2 separate regions of the Mus musculus genome follow, and region 2 is linked to region 1. Evidence: chromatin loops called from intact Hi-C (ENCODE). Cell type or tissue: heart. All regions are shown on one strand. Each heading gives the region's core, and the rest is flanking DNA. Links, peaks and the distances in the headings are about the cores only.

Evidence for each region. Hi-C counts contacts between places; a loop is a spot of excess contacts. Peaks named below come from ENCODE experiments on the same cell type or tissue, not always from the same donor. Only the 100,000 strongest peaks of a DNase experiment are listed, where the experiment ranks them.
Region 2: a loop joins it to region 1, with 2.0 times the contacts of the local background. A loop is called at or near these places in 3 of 42 quality-filtered maps.

Annotation. Positions count from the first base shown.
Region 1 is chr14:122,057,463-122,065,894 of GRCm38, forward strand. No RefSeq gene overlaps it. Among named protein-coding and RNA genes, the nearest start is that of Timm8a2, 27 kb to the left of the region's middle. In heart, for the core only: a CTCF peak has its summit at 3,433 (motif pointing left); DNase peaks (open chromatin) are centred at 3,429 and 7,259; H3K27me3 peaks cover 4,909 bases.
Region 2 is chr14:121,990,578-121,999,009 of GRCm38, forward strand. It overlaps Ubac2 (ubiquitin associated domain containing 2), which reads left to right. Exons shown (of 9, transcript NM_026861.2): 7 at 3,648-3,893. It overlaps Gm33473 (a long non-coding RNA gene), which reads left to right and starts at 3,903. Exons shown (of 2, transcript XR_874990.1): 1 at 3,903-7,826. In heart, for the core only: no CTCF peak of the experiment used is centred there; DNase peaks (open chromatin) are centred at 3,794, 4,484 and 6,424.

The sequences.
Region 1 (8,432 bases), core at 49-8,048:
AGAGCTAAAGTCACGTAGAATAGGGATTTGTTCCCTCCAAGGGGACCTGAGCAGGAAGGATGAGACTCATATTGGTGGGGGGGTGGGCTGAGAAAGCCCTCTCCTCTGAGGGCTAACACAGGCTGGACCCTCATCAGTAATGTGTATTTCTCTGCTACTTCCAGCACCATTACAGGTGTTAAAGTCTAAATTCCAACACCCTGAGAATGTGTGTAAAGGAAATCAATCAATCAATCAATCAATCAGTCAATCAAACAAACAAACAAACAAAATAAAGAGGTCAAATGCATGGACCAGAATCTAAGAGGCAGGTGCTGATGCCTTCTTTAAGAAAAGATGACTGGGACACAAAGAATGGCAGGCAGAGACTCAGAGATGATGAGAAGAGACCAGCTCTGCCTGTGTTTTGATCAGGGCCGTGCAGGCTTCAGAGCTTAAGGGAAAGCATCCCTGTGGTGGAATAGCCCAGCCAAGATACCTTGTTAGTCAGACTAACAGGTGTCAGTGAGCACCCGTGCTCTGTCACAAGAGGAAGGATGTAGCCACTGGTCAGAGTCATATGTTAGAAAGGCCCTGTCACTCCCCAGGCATTGTGGAGTACTGGGTAACTAGGCTCCTACTGGGGACAAAAAGCCAGGTTTGAGTGGGGTTTCCCAGCAGCCCATGGTCTACTTGCTGATGTCATGGGCTGCCTTACAGTAAGCAGTGTTTGCTGGGGCACATTTGGACTCCCCAGAACTGCAGTCTTCATCAGTTCTTCAAATGGCTCTAGGCTACAGGGAGATAAGTGGTGTTGTGAGACACCCCCACCCCCACCCCCTGCACAACCACGTGGGAGGGGAGGGGGAGGGAGAGGCACACCTAAGCTCCTGTTTCCACAGAGAGCCAGAACCAGCATCCAGTACAGATGGAGTCAGGTCCCTCACACACTACTGCTTGTGTGTGCAATGTGATAGCCCCTCAGGGGACCTGAGTGGCCACTCAACTTTCTCATGGCTTCCTCAAGCATAGCCACTCCAGCAGCCTTTCTCTCTCAACAGATGAACTGCTGGGCGTACCCCATCTTGTCTCACACGCCTGCCTTGCTCGCAGTGTAACCCACTCTTCTTTAAAGCCACAGTCGAAGAGGCATCTCAGCCTCCTCTGTGGCCGGATAAAATGGACAGACAACACAGAAGTCCTTGGTCTGCTAAGCCGGAGGTTTTGCACTCTGTTACCTGATTGAAGAAATACGATGGGTTTGGTTTCATTCTTGCCGAGGTGATTGTAGTCGTGAACCTCACGTTAGGCTTCTCCTCAGGTCACAGTCTCACAGAGCCAATCAAGGCAGATTAATCAAAGTGGTTCACCTTGCAGATGCCACCCCTTCCTCTCTATGCTTGTTCCAGCCTGGGCACCTAACTAGGCAGTCCTAGGCCTCCTGAGGGTTTGCCTGGCTGGACAAGTTCATTCAATCCATGATGGCAGCCTTAAAAAAAAAAAAAAAAGCCACACAGACACTTCTTGAGTCTCACGGGCCTCCAGCGGGTCTCTTGGTTTCGGACACTCTTCCTAGTTTTCACACCAAAAATATGAATGGAGCTGCAGCTGTGGTGTGTGGCTCTGAGGGCAGAGCAGACAGGGTCTTCTGACCCCTCACGTCTTCTCCCTATCAGCCTCTCATCCCAGTCCCGTGCTGATGAGTCCAGCTGCCCTTCCAGTGCATGTAGGGGTCTGCAGGTTTGCTTGCGTACAGTGTGTATGCATCTCTGTGGTGTGAGGATGCCTCAAGTTCAGAGTTGCTCAGCTTCCTTCTGGGCTAGGTCTGCCGCTGTTCAAGCTTTTCTCATTGTGGTTCTGCTCTATCCTTTACCTGGAGATATACCAAATATGAAGAATATACTTAGGATGGGAAGAGAGGCCCCTTGGTCTTGCTAACCTTATCTGCCCCAGTACAGGGGAACTCCAGGGCCAAGAAGTAGGAGTGAGTGAGTAGGGGAGCAGGGCCGGGGGAGGGTATAGGGGACTTTTGGGATAGCATTTGAAATGTAAACGAAGAAAATATCTAATAATTTTTTTTTAAAAAGAATATACTTAGGAGCAGTTCTGGGTTAAAATTTTGGAGGTGGGTGGGTGGCCCCATCCCTCAACCAGGAGGCCATGCCTAAACTCTGGATATGGTCTTGACAGGTTCTCCCTCCCCTTTGTGGGGTATTTTAGCTAATGTCATCCCTGTAGGGTCCTAGGAGGTTTTTGCTTTCCTGGCATATGGGGCTTTCTGGTTGCTACCCCCAATTCCCCATCCCCCACTGCTACACTCCTCTGCTCAATTTCCTGACCCTCTGTATATCATCCTCGTCTCCTCCCATACCTGATTCTGCCCCTCTTTTCTCCTCCCCGTCTTCTCTTCCTCCCAAGTCCCTCCCACCCTCTACCTCTCTTGATTATTTTGTTCCCCCTTCTAAGTAGGACAGAAGCATCCATTCTTTGATCTTCCTTCCTCTTGAGCTTCATTTGGTCTGTGAGTTGTATTGTAGGTATTCCACAACCTTTGCCTAGTACCCACTTACCAGTGAGTACATACCATGTGTGATCTTTTGTGACTGAGTTACCTCACTCTGGATATTTTCTAGGCCACCCACCCATCTCCAGAATTTTAACCCAGAATTGCTCCTGTCTAAAGGAAAAACAGGGGAAAAGAGTGGAGCAGAGACTGAAGGAAAGGCCATCCAGAGACTGACTGCCCCATCTGGGGATCCATCTCACATGCATACACCAAACCGAGACACTATTGCAGATGCCAAGAAGTGCTTGCTGACAGGAGGCTGATACAGCTGTCTCCTGAGAGGCTCTGCCAGATCCTGACCAATACAGTTGCGGAGGCTCACAGCCAGCCATTGGACTGAGCACAGGGACCCCAATGGAGGAGTTAGGAGAAGGACTGAAAGAGCTGAAGGGGCCTTGTCTGGCATCAATGGGAGAGGAGGCCCTTGGTTCTATGAAGACTTGATACTCCAGTGTAGAGGAATGCTAGGGCAGGGAGGTGGGAGTGGGTAGGTGGCGGGGGGGGGGGGGGGGGGGAGCACCCTCATAGAAGCAGGGTAAGGGGGATGGAATAGGGGGGTTTGCAGAGAGGAAACCAGGAAAGAGGATAACATTTGAAATGTAAATAAATAAAATAAAATAACACAATAAAACAAAAAAGAATATGAACATAAAAAAAGAATATACTTAAATGTGCAAGCACACACACAAACACACACCCCAGACTTCCCTAACAGCCTAGCAAACACGCAGTTAGCAGCTAATATTGCCACAGATAAAGTCTGGCCTTTAGAACCTGAAGTGGAGATCCAGGATACACCCTGAGGCACCCAGGCATGCAACTTTAGACTGCCCCCAAGGGGAAGTACCAGATTGGCTTTCTCAATACTTTGGGTTCATCCTATGCCCCCTGGTGGCAGAAACAGAGCATGGCGGGCACACTGTGAGAAGGCAGCAGATTCTCCTTGGTTAGCCGTATTTTTAGTGTAATTGGTTGACTATTGTAGTTGTGATGGTAATGTAATATCAGCTTGTAGCCTGGCAGTGTGCTGGGGAAGTCTTCTATAAGCCTCCTTTCACAAATCAGTTACAACAGGCTGAGCAGCTAAGACAACTTTCTGTATTGTAAATGACTAGGATTTGGTTGCAAGCACCCAGCCAGCAGTTCATAACCATCTGTAACTACAGTTCAGAGGATCCAAGGCCTGTTTTGGGGCCCTCACACCTATGTCTATACAGTACACATATGTGTGCTACACACCGGTACTGCACACACTTGACACATGCAGACAAAACACTCATATACATAAAATAAAAAATAAATTTATTTTTTTTTCAAGACAGGGTTTCTCTGTGTAACCTTGGCACTCTTGGAACCCTGTAGACCAGGTGGGCCTCAAACGCAGAGATCTGCCAATGTCTGCCTCCTGAGTGCTTAGGTCAAAGGCACGTGCCGCCGCCACCCAGCTAAAATAAATTTAAAATCTTAAAAAAAAATACTCTAAGAACTTCATTGGATGAATTTCCATATATAGACTAGAAAGCTGTTTCTCAGGATGAGTCACACAGCTTAGGAAACAGGCCAGAACTTCACTACAGGGCTAATCCCTTGCTCTTAGCCACTGACCCCACGAGGCAACAACAACAGTATTTCTCTAAAGCGAGCTCTGTGTGGATTCTTTGCAAAGAAAATTATTTTTAGTTAATGAAGTCTACTGGGGTATAGCTTAATGGTACAGTACTTCACTGGCTCAACTTAGAGCAGTGGAATGAAAAGGATCCTCCATTTGAGAGACTGAAGTAGTGACACAGTAGAGATGGTGACCTTTGACAGCCCAGGGCAGACCCTGCAGAAGCCCAGGGCTCCCATGGAGAAAGCCAGTCCAGGGACACACTGGGGCTCCCACAGAGAGAGCCAACTGAGGGCACACTGCTCTCTCAGCTGCCCAGGCTAGTCTTGAACTTACTCTGTACCCTAGGCGGGCACTGAATTTGTGATCCTCCTGCCTCAGCTTCCTGAGTAGCTGAGAGTACAGACCTGAGCCACCAGACCTGGCCATTTTCTTAGATCACCACCAAAAAATAAACAGAACTAAACTGTCAGGAAATGCCTCCTGACAAGACACCACGTTCATTCATCACTGGGATATCACAGCCGGGATCACAGCTGATCCAAACACTTCAAATAGACTGCAGGATCTGTCTGGTCCATAACATGAGTGAAGGACTTTGGCAGCATTGCAACTGCAAGAATCCAGTGACATATGAAGCTGGGGATTCAGGCAAAGACATCCTGGGCTATGTGCCTGCCATGTAGCCACCACCAGAGAAACTCTTACACATCAAAAATAAGTTAGTAAAGATCACCCAGAGCTGAGCACAGTGGTGGTAGAATAACATCCCTTTAATCCCAGCACTCAGGAGGCAGAAGCAGGTGGTTTTGATTTGAGGACAGCCTGGCCTACAGAACAAGTCCTAGGCCAGTCAGTGGTACACAGTGAGATCCTGTCTCTAAAAGTCAATCCCCGCCTCCACCAGGGGTGGGGGAAGTGTTAGTGCTGGAGAGAGAGATAGGTCAGCACTTAAGAGCCCTTTGCTGTTCACCCAGGGGTCCTGAGCACCATTCTCCATATTGGTACAGCAGTTCACGACTACCCATGACTCTAGTTCCTGGGATCCGATGCCCTCTCCTGCCCTCTGTTGGCACCAGTCATGCATACGATGCGCCCATGTACACACAGCCAAAAGTCATACACATAAAACAAAAAAGTAAAAAAAAAATTTTTTTTTAATTCTTCAGGCTGGACAGGTGGCTCAGTGAGTAAGTAAGGTTCACTTGCCATCCAAAATTGAAATTCAAATCTCAAACACCTACGTCAAAAGTAAAGCACTGTGGTGTGTGCCTCTTGAGAAGTTGTTGTGATAAAAATTCTGACCCAACCCAACCTGGAGAGGAAAAGGTTTATTTCATCTTGCACTTTATAGTCACTGAGTAGGGCCGGAACCTAGAAGCACGAACTGAAGAAATGCTGCTCTCTGGCTCCCTCCTCATGACGGGCTCAGCCTGCTTTCGTAGACATCTCTGGACTGCCTGCTGAAGGTGGCACTGTCCACTGTGGACTGGGCCTTCCGACATCAATCACTACTCAAGAAAATGCCTAGGGTTGCCTATGGGCCAGTATTGTGGAAGCATTTTCCCACCGAGGTTCTCTTCTTCATATGACCCTAGCTTATGTTACAATGGCCAAGGTGGCTCTGTGTGTGTGTACTTAATAAAATAGTGCAACTTTTAAGCTATGTATCAAACATCTTTCTGGGGTTTTATTTCATCTTATTCTGTTCCTGACATCTGATATTTGTCTTGATGGTTCTCATTCTCCCAACATCCTAGACCCAAACCAAGTTCTACAAGCCTCAGTACAAGATACTCTTCCTATCTAAATGTCTCTGCTTTGCCTTGATCTCTGGAATGCTAGAAGCCTGGGGTTGATCGCACAAAGCACCATGCTACCTGACAATGCTGTCTGGATCCTGCTCAGCAGCGAGGGCATCCTCTCTGATCACAGCAGGACACAGTGACCACAGTGAATGCTTATTGCCTTGAAATAGCTGTTCCCTGGGTACCGTTCAGGATGTCCCGTGTCATAATGAAAGCTATATAGACAAGTCCATGAAGACAGAAGCAAAGATGGAGTAGTCTAGCCATGAGCCATGGAAATCCCAGGCTCACCGGAAGCTGGATGAAACAGGAGCCCTGGAGAGAGCATGGTCCTGACTACACCTAGAGTTTAGAACTTCATCTCCCAGGCGAGCAGGAGCATGAAAATCTCACTTTAAGCCACCCTGTTTGTGGTGTATTGTTATTGGCAGCTGTGAGAACTTCCTCAACACATCCTCTACTGCTTTTCCGCTGGCAAAAACCACAGGTGTTTACATACAGATTGCCATTGCTATAGAGATCTGAACATTTCTCCTTTTTTATGTTTAATGTCTCATAACTTTGAAATTATAATTTACTAATTGTTTAATAAGTTATTAAATCACAAACACGTTTATTCTGCACTCCAGTGCTAGTGTCTCTGTATTTCCATACAGTAATTCATCCACTCTTTGCTTTACTTTAGGCATTTACAAACATTATTCCAAGGAAATGTCCCGCTGGCTTTACCAGAACTCTATCCACACACAGTACAGTTCTCACCTCAAAGGGAATAAGAAGTAGTTAATTCTGAAGGCAAAATGCATGACTAAGGCCTGTGAAGATGGATTCAAGTTGCCCCAAATACTGTTCATACATGGCATGTTCTTATAAGTACAGGAAAAACCCCTAAAGCTCTTCCAAATCCATTGGTGGAGGCATGTTTACCTGTGTTACAGCAAAATGGGGACATGTCTGCTGTGGGTCTCACCATGCTGAAGGGAGCGCTGCATGCTCTGTCACATTCTCAACCTTAGGGACAATGTAGGCTTGTGGTCTGTTCATGCATCCCAAAGGCTACACTGGAAGGTCACAAGAGTGTTATGTCAGACAGATCTGCAATGAGTAGCAACTACAGGGGCCAAAGCTAGCCCAAGATAACTTTGCAACATTTCATCTCCTCACAGTCATGAGGTTCTGACCAAGTCCTTAGTCTGCTTGCAGAAGGTTTAACAGAAGTGTGGCCTTTTGGGAGGGGGACCCTTACAAAACCCCAAGGGGCCCACCCACTTCAGCCTGGGCTTCAGTACCACATCTGATCAGAAGAGGGCACCAGAGGACCTGTGCAAAGACTGGTACTTCAACCTCTTCTACTGCGTTTCACTCAGGCACAGATACAGAAACGTCCTCTCTCAATTCAGGTTACTCTTAGAATGCACTGTGATCAAAATGTGGAATCATCTTCAAGCCTGCTATCCTGTTTACTTGTTGAACTAAATATTTCCTACCATTTTCCCCAGTGATCGCATGAGCATTTGGTACTGAAGTTGTTTTAAACCAAAATATCCTCTAGCTGGAGCTACCTGTAATTTCTAAGTTCTGTAGAACAGTGGGCAGTGTGCAGATACACAAAGAACAGAGCTGGGGCAGTGGTTCCGTGGGTAAAGTGCTTGCTGCCCAAGCCATGTGCAGTGAGTGCCTGGTGCCTGGACCCCAGCACTGGAGGAGGGAAAAGACTGATCCCAGGGCCTCACCTGCCAGTGTAGCTGAAGCAGTGAGCTCCAGGTTCAGTGAGAGACCCCGGGTCAGGAAGTACAGTGGAGAGCGACAGAGGACAGTTGGCGTCTAGTGAATCCCAAGCAAGTGTATCTGAAAACACACACACTCACACACACACACACACACACACACACACACACACACGAGTAAGAATAGCCTAGAGTTGGGGTGCAGTAGCTCAGTAGTTGGGCATGTGCTTAATGTAGGCTTTTAGGATTTGATGTTCAGCACTGATTCCACCATGTGACATGCTGGGATCCAAACCCAGGTTGTGGTGGTCTGAGTGAAAATGACTTCAACAGGCCCTTAGGGAGTGGCGCTTTTAGAAGGTGTAGCTGTGTTGGAAGAAGTGTGTCACTGGGGGTGATCTTTGCAGTTTCAAATACTCAAGCCAGTCCCGGTGTCACTGTTTTCCTGCTGGGTGCAGACCCAGATGTAGGACTCTCAGCTCCAGTCCAGCACCATGTCTACCTGTGTGCCACCATGACAATAAAGGACTAACCCTCTGTACTGTGAGCCAGCTCCAATGAAATGTTCCCTTATAAGAGTCGTCATGGTTGCGATCGGAGAGATGGCTCAGCCATTAAAAGCACTGACTGCTCTTCCAGAGGTCCTGAGTTCAATTCCCGGTACCCACATGGTGACTCATGACCATCTATAAAGGAATCGGATGCCTTCTTCTGGTGTGCATGCAGCAGAACACTCACACATT
Region 2 (8,432 bases), core at 93-8,092, 67 kb before region 1:
CATGAAGCACATAGAAACTGGGCTTGGTAGTGCACATCTGTAGTGTTAGCACTATGGTAGAGACAGAGGCAGGGTGATCGGAACTTCGAGGTCATTCTATAGTGAGTTCAAACCACCTTGGCCTAGTGAACCCCTGACTCCAAAACACTGGGAGTATTAATACAGCATAAGTAATACTGTGGAGACCTGGGTAACAACTGGGCAAAGTTTTAATGTATTTACTGGTATCATATCTTTCCATGGAATGGGCTGCTGTGATTATCAAGTATAGGATACTCACAGCTTGATCGATTCTAATGCATTGTGAACTGAAACATTGCCAGCCCGTGTGGTGTGTTTAACTCAGGGTCATACAGAGGATCTAGAGACATGTGAACTCTTCTTTCCCATGCAAGCTCCTGCCCACATGCCCCTCAACTGTGGGATGGCTTTGCCAGCTCACCACTGGGTTGATCAGACAAGGGTGACGTCATAAAGCACGTCCTCATTCTTGCCCAGCAGCATTTTCCCACCACAGTGCTTAAAAAATGTAACCCTTGGATAGTCCCGAGGACTCTGAGGACTGGCAGACACCTTGTTATTTGTTTATTTTTATTTTGCAGGGCTGGAGACGATGGGTTCATGGTTAAGAACACCTGTTGGTCTTGCAGTGGACCTAGGTTTGATTCCTTGATTCCCAGTACCCACGTGGGGTGGTTCACAGCCATCCATAACTCCAGTCTCAGGACCTCAGGATGTACTAGACACACACATGGGGTACATACATACATGCAACAAGATACTCACACATGTAAACTGTGTGCCTGTGCGTGCGCGTGTGGCCCTTACACTGCTTTTCATTTTCCCTCTCAGGGTTCCTGTTTTAACTGGGTTTATTCCTAATGGTTTATTCCAAGCATGTGCTCATAGTATGTCAAGTTCTCTTTCAGGCTGCCTGATGCCTTTAGGAATTTCCCTCTTGTGCACTTCAGTGCATCTACAAGTAGATTGACGTCCTCTTATTTCTTGCAAACTAGTATAATCAAGTTTTCACCATTTGTTTATTGTGGGGGTGGGGATGGGGTAATGGGTGCTCAAGTTGGGGTTCCTTCCTTCCTCGAGTGAGTTCTCAGACCCACAGTCAAGTTATCAGTCTTAGGGGCAGGCACCTTTACCTGCTAACCCTTTGACCTAACTTTGGATTATATTTTAAGTTCATGTTATTTATATTATATTTTGATCACCCTGAAGAACTCTCAACTGCTGTTTCTTTGTCTGTAATCCCACTGTCCCCACACCCTTGCCTCTTCCTCTGGTTCTATGATGTGTGGCTATGGTGTTGTCCAGGCTCCCTGTATGTTCGCTCTCCATCTCAGGATCTTCCTTCACCTCATGGGAGATGGGGCACTGGGGGCATGGGGTTCAGACCTGGGTCATCAGCCACCTCACTGCTGCCTCCTACAGCCCTGGCTCTGGGCTCTGAGCTGAGTCTCAGGAGCACATCTGCAGATGTGTGCACATCCTGCTGTCACTCCACTGTGTGAGGTTCAGGTTCACACAGGCTCTCTGGTTTCACTGCACCTGGAAATCTCTGTTTCATTTTCTCCCTTATTTTGTACTATTTTGTTAGTGGAGCCACAGGAATGACTTGAAACCACAAGTTCAAGTTCCTCACTGTGCCCTCTGGAGCCTGCTTCATTCTATCCTTTGCTCCTGACTCTGCTCCAAATTGCCCTGGGGTCAGAGGCCTCCATGGGCCCCATCCATGGATGTTTCCTCACTGCTTCTCAGCTGCTGCATTTGCCGTTGCTGCCTGCTCCTCTCTGGCATTCTCCTTAAGGCTCCACTGACACCAGATTGCCTGGGCTCACCTTCACCCCAAAGCCCTTGGCTTCCTTCATGTGCCTCCCTGTGCTACCTACTCTCTCAGCCTAAATCGTGCACACTGGTCTATGTGCTCTCTCTCCCTAACTGTTCCCTTGGACCCCGAACTGGTGTTCCACCCACTCACTGTCTGTCCATCCTCCATGGCACCTTCTCTCCAGCTGGAATGTTTTGTCTTCAGTCTTCCCTGGCACCCTGTCATCCTGAAATAGGGTCCTTACTGGCTCGAGTAGGTCTTCATCTAAGTCACTGTGACTTCCTTCACAGAGCGTGCCTGACGGTCGCATGGTCTCATGTGTTCACCGTCTTTCCTGTGCACTAAGTACTAATCTTGCTGTGTGTGCAGTTTCCTTCCTTTGTTCTCTACAGTGTTCTCAGAGCAGGTTCTTGAGATACTCTTGCCTGAGTCACTGAAGCTCAGCATGGAAGTTGATGTGTTAGTACAGCCGGTCACCAAGGAGCACACTAGGCCAAAGCAGTTCCTCATGAAGAGGTTTTATTGAGAGGGAGAGACAAGGGAGTGGCAGAGAGAGAAGAGGAGAGAAGAGAGCGAGAGGGATGTGTTCTCCCTGTTTATATGGAGAATGCTGTAACACAAGTAAGGGTGGGAGGTGAGCCAAGTGGGTTCTGGGATATGGTGGTCGTTGGCTTGGCAACTGGTCTGCAGGTCACAGGTTGCACTGTTAACTCCTAGGTTTGGAATGTCCCGGTGCCAACAGTAGTGCGTATGTAATCCCAGGACTCAGCAGGCTGAGGCAGGAATATTGCAAGCTCCAGGCCAGCCTGGACTACTTATAACATGACCCCGTCTCAGTATAACAGCAAGAACAAACAAATAAATATTATGGAATACTTTTCTGGTTCTACTAAAAAGGTCATTAAACTCTTTTGTCTAGTGTGAATACTCCCATCCTAAAAGTTAGAGTCAAAGTCTTTTTTAAATGTATTTAGAAGAATATTCATGGTCATTTTTATCCAGAAAGCAATATTGAGGGGTTTTTTTTATCCATATAAATGGCTTTAAAGATAAAAAAATTAGATTTGTTTGTAAAAAGAAAAATATTTTTACAGATGTATTAATTGCTTACTAATAGTAACACACAGCTAAACATCTAGGGAAATGTCCGTACTTGAGCACTGTGTGAGTAAAGCCAGAGTTTGAGGCTGTTCTTCTCGGGTCAGGTGTCTCTCTTGTGGCCATCAGACAGTGATGGTGCCACAGAGTTGGCACAGTGTGAGACTGTTTAGAAAATCAATCTGTTTGTGGATCTGATTTTTTTAACTTTAGGGGTGTGTGTATGTAAGCTTGAAGGTCAAAAGCCTTCCTCGGGGTGTGTCATCCACCTGGTTCCTTCAGATGGCTCGCACCTGCACCTGGTCCCAGCTGTCTCAGCCCCCAGCGCTGGGGTTACAAGCACATGCAGCCATGCCTGGCTTTCACCTGAGTACTGGGTTGTTGAACTCAGGTTCACAAGCAGCCCAGAAAGCACCAGAGTACAGGCTATCTCCCAGCCTCTGGATGTCTTTTAAAATCGAAACATTGATCCTTAAATACTGTACTTGTAGTTGTAGAGTAAAATGGTCAGGATTTTGCAAACTCCAGATGAATACGTTTGTTTTACCAAGTAGGTTGAATTGTTTGTACTGTTTGATGTCTGCTACTTGATAAGACTTAGTGATACTGCTCAAACTAGAAGAATGCCCTCTGAGATGATTGATTCCTTGTTAATACTCCATGACATTCTTGCTTGCATTTGAATAACCAGTTGGATGTTTCCTTGTAGATCTCTGGCATGTGCTATGACCGCAAAGTGCTCCAGGTCCACCAGGTGCTCCGCATCCCTGGCAGAATGGCCGAGTTCTTCTCCTGGGCCCTTGAGCCCATCTTCTCATCTTCAGAACCCACCAGCGAGGCCAGGGTTGGGATGGGAGCCACCGTGGACATCCAGAGACAGCAGAGGATGGAGCAGCTGGACCGGCAGCTGATGCTCTCTCAGTTTGCACAAGTGAGGCGTCAAAGGCAGCAGCAGGTAAGGCCCGCGTGACCGGAGGTGTGCGCTTCCTCCCGCTGTGACGAGTGAGAACGTGTGGTGGCCTCCGCTTCAATCCTGTACTTCACACTGATCTTTTGATGTGTTTTCTGGAGAAGGAGAGTGCAGGTCTGTCAGGTCGCTTTTGTTAGTGTCTGGGGTTTCTGTTGTTTTGTTTTTAAGGTAACAAAATTACAGCCGAACAGTTGGTCAGATTGGACATTCATATCTTTAGCATTATTTCTAAGAGAAACACCGACCTAGTTAATGAGATAGGATATTTATCAGTGTTTGTAATCTTGTCAAAGCCACAATGTCTTCCTGTTGAAAGTGCTAGTCATGTGCCATGGAAGGGGAACAGGGGAAAGTTGTATGATTTTCCTTGGCTAAAGTGAATACCAAGATCAGAAAACCTTAAGGGAACAGCCAGTGACTACATCATATAAATGCTGTGTTTTCATAGATGAGCCCGCAGTAACCCGGAGCCATTGCACAATTACCTACAAATACTACTTTAGCCAAAATTCTGACATGACACTTGTCTTTCAAGGGAGACAGGGAAAGGGGAAGTTGCTCCATGCCCAGCTAAGACTTCCTGATCTGCTTTTCCTCGCACACTGTGACCAGCACATTGGACCCCTCACTTCCCACTTCCTCCTTCATCTTTTGGGGTGGTGAGAGATGCAGAATTCTCCTGCCATCCTTCTATCTTGCCTTCCCCAGGTAAAAGAGGTGGGGCTTCAGGACTCATGGTGGCCTCGAGTATTAAAGTCTAGTCTGCCGTCTTTGGAATGTGGGGTCCAGGGTTTGTCTTTAGGGGGAGTAAGTGATAGAAGACAGAGACCTAAGTTGTTCCTTATAGCCCTGTTGGACTTGGAAGCAACTGGAGCACGTGACACAGATACCCATGACATGTTCCATGATGGCTGGCATGTGCTCTTGTGAAGAGACCAGAGGTGGGGGTGGAGGTGGCTTACAGACTCACTCGTAGGTGTGAGAACCAAGAGTAGGGAGCTGTGTGGGAAGGATTCTGGCTACAGTCAACAGAACTGAAGTGAAGCCTTGTGATTGACAGGAGGGAAGCAGTAGATCCTACAAGACCCCTGAGAAGAGTGAAAGGATGGGTGTGGTGTGGTAGCATAGAGAACCCAGCAGAGCCTGTTTGTGCAGACTTCTTGGCCTCTCTGTAGCTTCCTCCCCTCCTGGGTACCTGATAGGACCATCTGAGATAAGAGTCTTCAGAAAGAGGAAAGAACGCCTCTGTTGGTTCTGTGGTGTGCTCTGGGTGAGTGGGTTTCTAGTCTCTGTGACTTGCCCCAGGATGAGATGGTAGGAAAAGGCTAGAGAGGTCTTGCTTTTGAGGCTTCCAGGGTCCTTCAGTTCAAATTACACAGTGTGCCAGGGTGCCCGACTTTGAGGTACTTTGTTCTGAGCCCTAATCCTCCTTTTATAAGGAAACTGTTCCTTTTGGATTAGGGTCCACCTAATGACCTTACTTTGCCATAATTAACCCTTAAAGGCCCTATGTATCATCAATACAGTTATGCTGAGGCAAGTCTTCAGCATACAGAGCCATGACTCCAGGTTATCAGTGCCCAGTGTTGGCACTAAGTAGCCATTTCTTCTCGAAGGTGATAGTGTATCCAGTTCATTGCTGTCTGCTCATAGCAGACTAGATATTCCATGATGGCAGTAGCTAGATCATCCTGGGTACACAGGGCCCATTTGTAACCTCCATCCATGTCATCATGGCTACTCTTCCTGTGCTGGTACTGAGATAGACAATAATAATGTTGCCGTCATTCTGTCTATCTCCTGCGTGTTGCCTTTTCTATGATGGACGTCCATGGTAGGAATTAGCCTGAGATAACAGCCACCACACTTCCAACATGTTCCTCTATCTGTGTACACTTGCCTTCCCTCAGGTTTCCTTGGGCCCTACCTTCCAGTCTCCTGGATGACCAGCCAAGTCATTGGCTATCCCAGTAAATCCGAATGCTGCATTTTATTACCCACAAGCCACTTCTCTTTACACTAAGTAGATGACTGAGGGCGTTAACCTGCTCTGCCCATGGAAGACTTTAACCTAAGCACTGGAGGGGCAGAGGTAGCTGGGTCTCTGTGAGTTTGTGTGTACAGCCTGGACTACAGGTGAGTTCCAGGATAGCCAGAGCTACATACACAGTGATATCCTGGTCTCAAAAATCCAAAACAAAAATAAAAACAAACATACAAATCCCCACAAAGCCCATGAGCCTATGAAATGTCAGATACTGGCCCTGGTAGCAACAAGCCAGACCCAATAGCAAAGTGACTATGATCCACTGGAGACACAAGGCTGGGGGAGCAGTTACCGTGTCTGACCCGCTGCCCTCAACGCTGCCCTGACTGAATGTACAGATGACAGGCACATGCCACAGAAGGACACATTGAGTACTAAAGCCAGTTTTCAAGTCAGCCAACCCGAGTCAAGCACGCAAGCATTTCTGGGTCATAACTACTTGAAGAAGACTTGTGAAAGGCCAAAGCACATCTGGCACTCTGCCACTTGTCTGGCCTCATGAAGTTCCTCATAGACTGACTCTGTCCAGATGAGTGAAGCCCCAAGAGGCATCACACAGGCTACCGCTCTCCAGGCTGCAAAGCATGCAAGAGCTTCCCAGCTAACGCAGACCCTCTCAGAATCCTGCCAGAGGGGCCGCCTTGGCCTCCATCTATTGAAGCGCCTTCACCAGTAGCCCCATGACAGGAGGAGGCTCCACTGCTCCTCATAAGCATCTGCTCTTCCTGCAACAGCTCCTTTCCTGGCTACCCTGTTCCTGAACTTCCTGCTTTCTTCCTAGCTGCTTCAATTTCTTTTTATCCTTTTTGTCAGCCTAATCACAGACTTTTTCTGTCTGTCCTGACTTGTTTACAGCTTGACCTTGCAGGACATCTGTGTGTCTTTTTATTTATTTATTTATTTATTTATTTATTTATTTATTTGGTTTTCCGAGACAGGGTTTCTTTGTGTAGCCCTCTGTAGACCAGGCTGGCCTTGAACTCAGAAATCCGCCTGTCTCTGCCTCCCAAGTGCTGGGATTAAAGGTGTGCGCCATCACTGCCTGGCCAAGGCATGAGCTCTTGAAAGGACAGAACTATGGGAACTTCACTCACTTGTGCCCTTTTGGACACTAATACAGCATACTGCCCTGTGTGTGTGCAAGAAGCTGCCTGAGCTACTTCCAGAAGGTAAAGCAGTGGTGGGGTGGTGTCCCTGCTAGACCCTGTGCAGCGCTGGGGCATGGCACCTCTGCACAGTGTAGTGTGTGGAGGAATCTAGACAAGGCCATCAGGTGGGATTGCAAAGCCCAGGGGAGGGGAGGAAGACTAGAGTCCCCAAACAACTGTGGGACATCAGGGGATTGCATTTGCTTAAGAACTGAGAGCTATAAGGAGTGATAGTGACAGATGAGGTGTGGCCACCCATGCTGGTAATCCAGACACAGGACAGCCGTAAGTCATAGGCCATGGAGTGGCCTGGGCTCCTGAAAGCTTACCCCTGGGCTATGAGTAGAGAACCTGTTTGAAACAAAAATAGAAAGAAAAGAAAAAACACACTCCCTGGTGATCATAGCCTCCCAGCCAGGGGAACCAGCTTTGAGATGAGAGACCAGAACTTTCCGTTAACCCCTAATATTTCCATGGGCAAAAAGGCTGAAGGGTGGGCTAAATACCAGTGGTGTTGATTTCATCAGTTGCCTTTATAACGTTTCCTCCCTAAGAACTCACAAGGACAAGATTGTCATAGTGTCTACATAACTGAACACGTGAAGGCTCCTGGAGGCTGGGGCTCAGAGAGGGCTAGGCCTCCCATTGCTGTGCTCTTCAGTGGGGAAGTGTGTGTGCAGAGTGCCCTGAGGACGTTTGCTGGGCAGACAGTTGGAAGTGCAGGTAAAACTGGGCAGGTGGGAGCAGCCTGTGTAACTGCTGGGTTTGTGTTTAGTTTTGTTGTTTTTCCAGACAGGGTTTCTCTATGAGGTCCTGGCATTTGCTCTGTAGACCAGGCTGGCCTCAAACTCAGATCACCTGCCTCTGCCTCCTGAGTGCCTAGATTAAAGGCGTGCTCCACCACTGCCCTGGCTGAGGGTTTTTGTTGTTGTTGTTATTGTTGTTTTGTTTGTTATCTAATTCTGTGAATAATATTTGAATTAAGTTTCAAGACTTTGAGTGCTGTCTCCTGGAGAATGGCTTTGTGTGTTAGGAAGTTCCCTCTCCCAACCCATCCCCAATGCATTAAAAGTGTTGTGTTGACTGGTGTGTGAACATGTTAAGGCCAAAACAGTTTTAGTTTTTCTTAGTTACACCCACATGCTCACAGTATGAAGCATAATCAAAATGAAATTTGCTTTTAGGGAGACAGCTGTGAGTTACAGGTGATCTACACACAATCCAGTGGTTGTCATGGGAACAAAAAAGATAGGCTAAGAGTTGTATACCAGGAGATCTCTGGAGCTTTACTATCGTCATGCCATGGGCAGCAAGAGTTTGCCTCTTAGA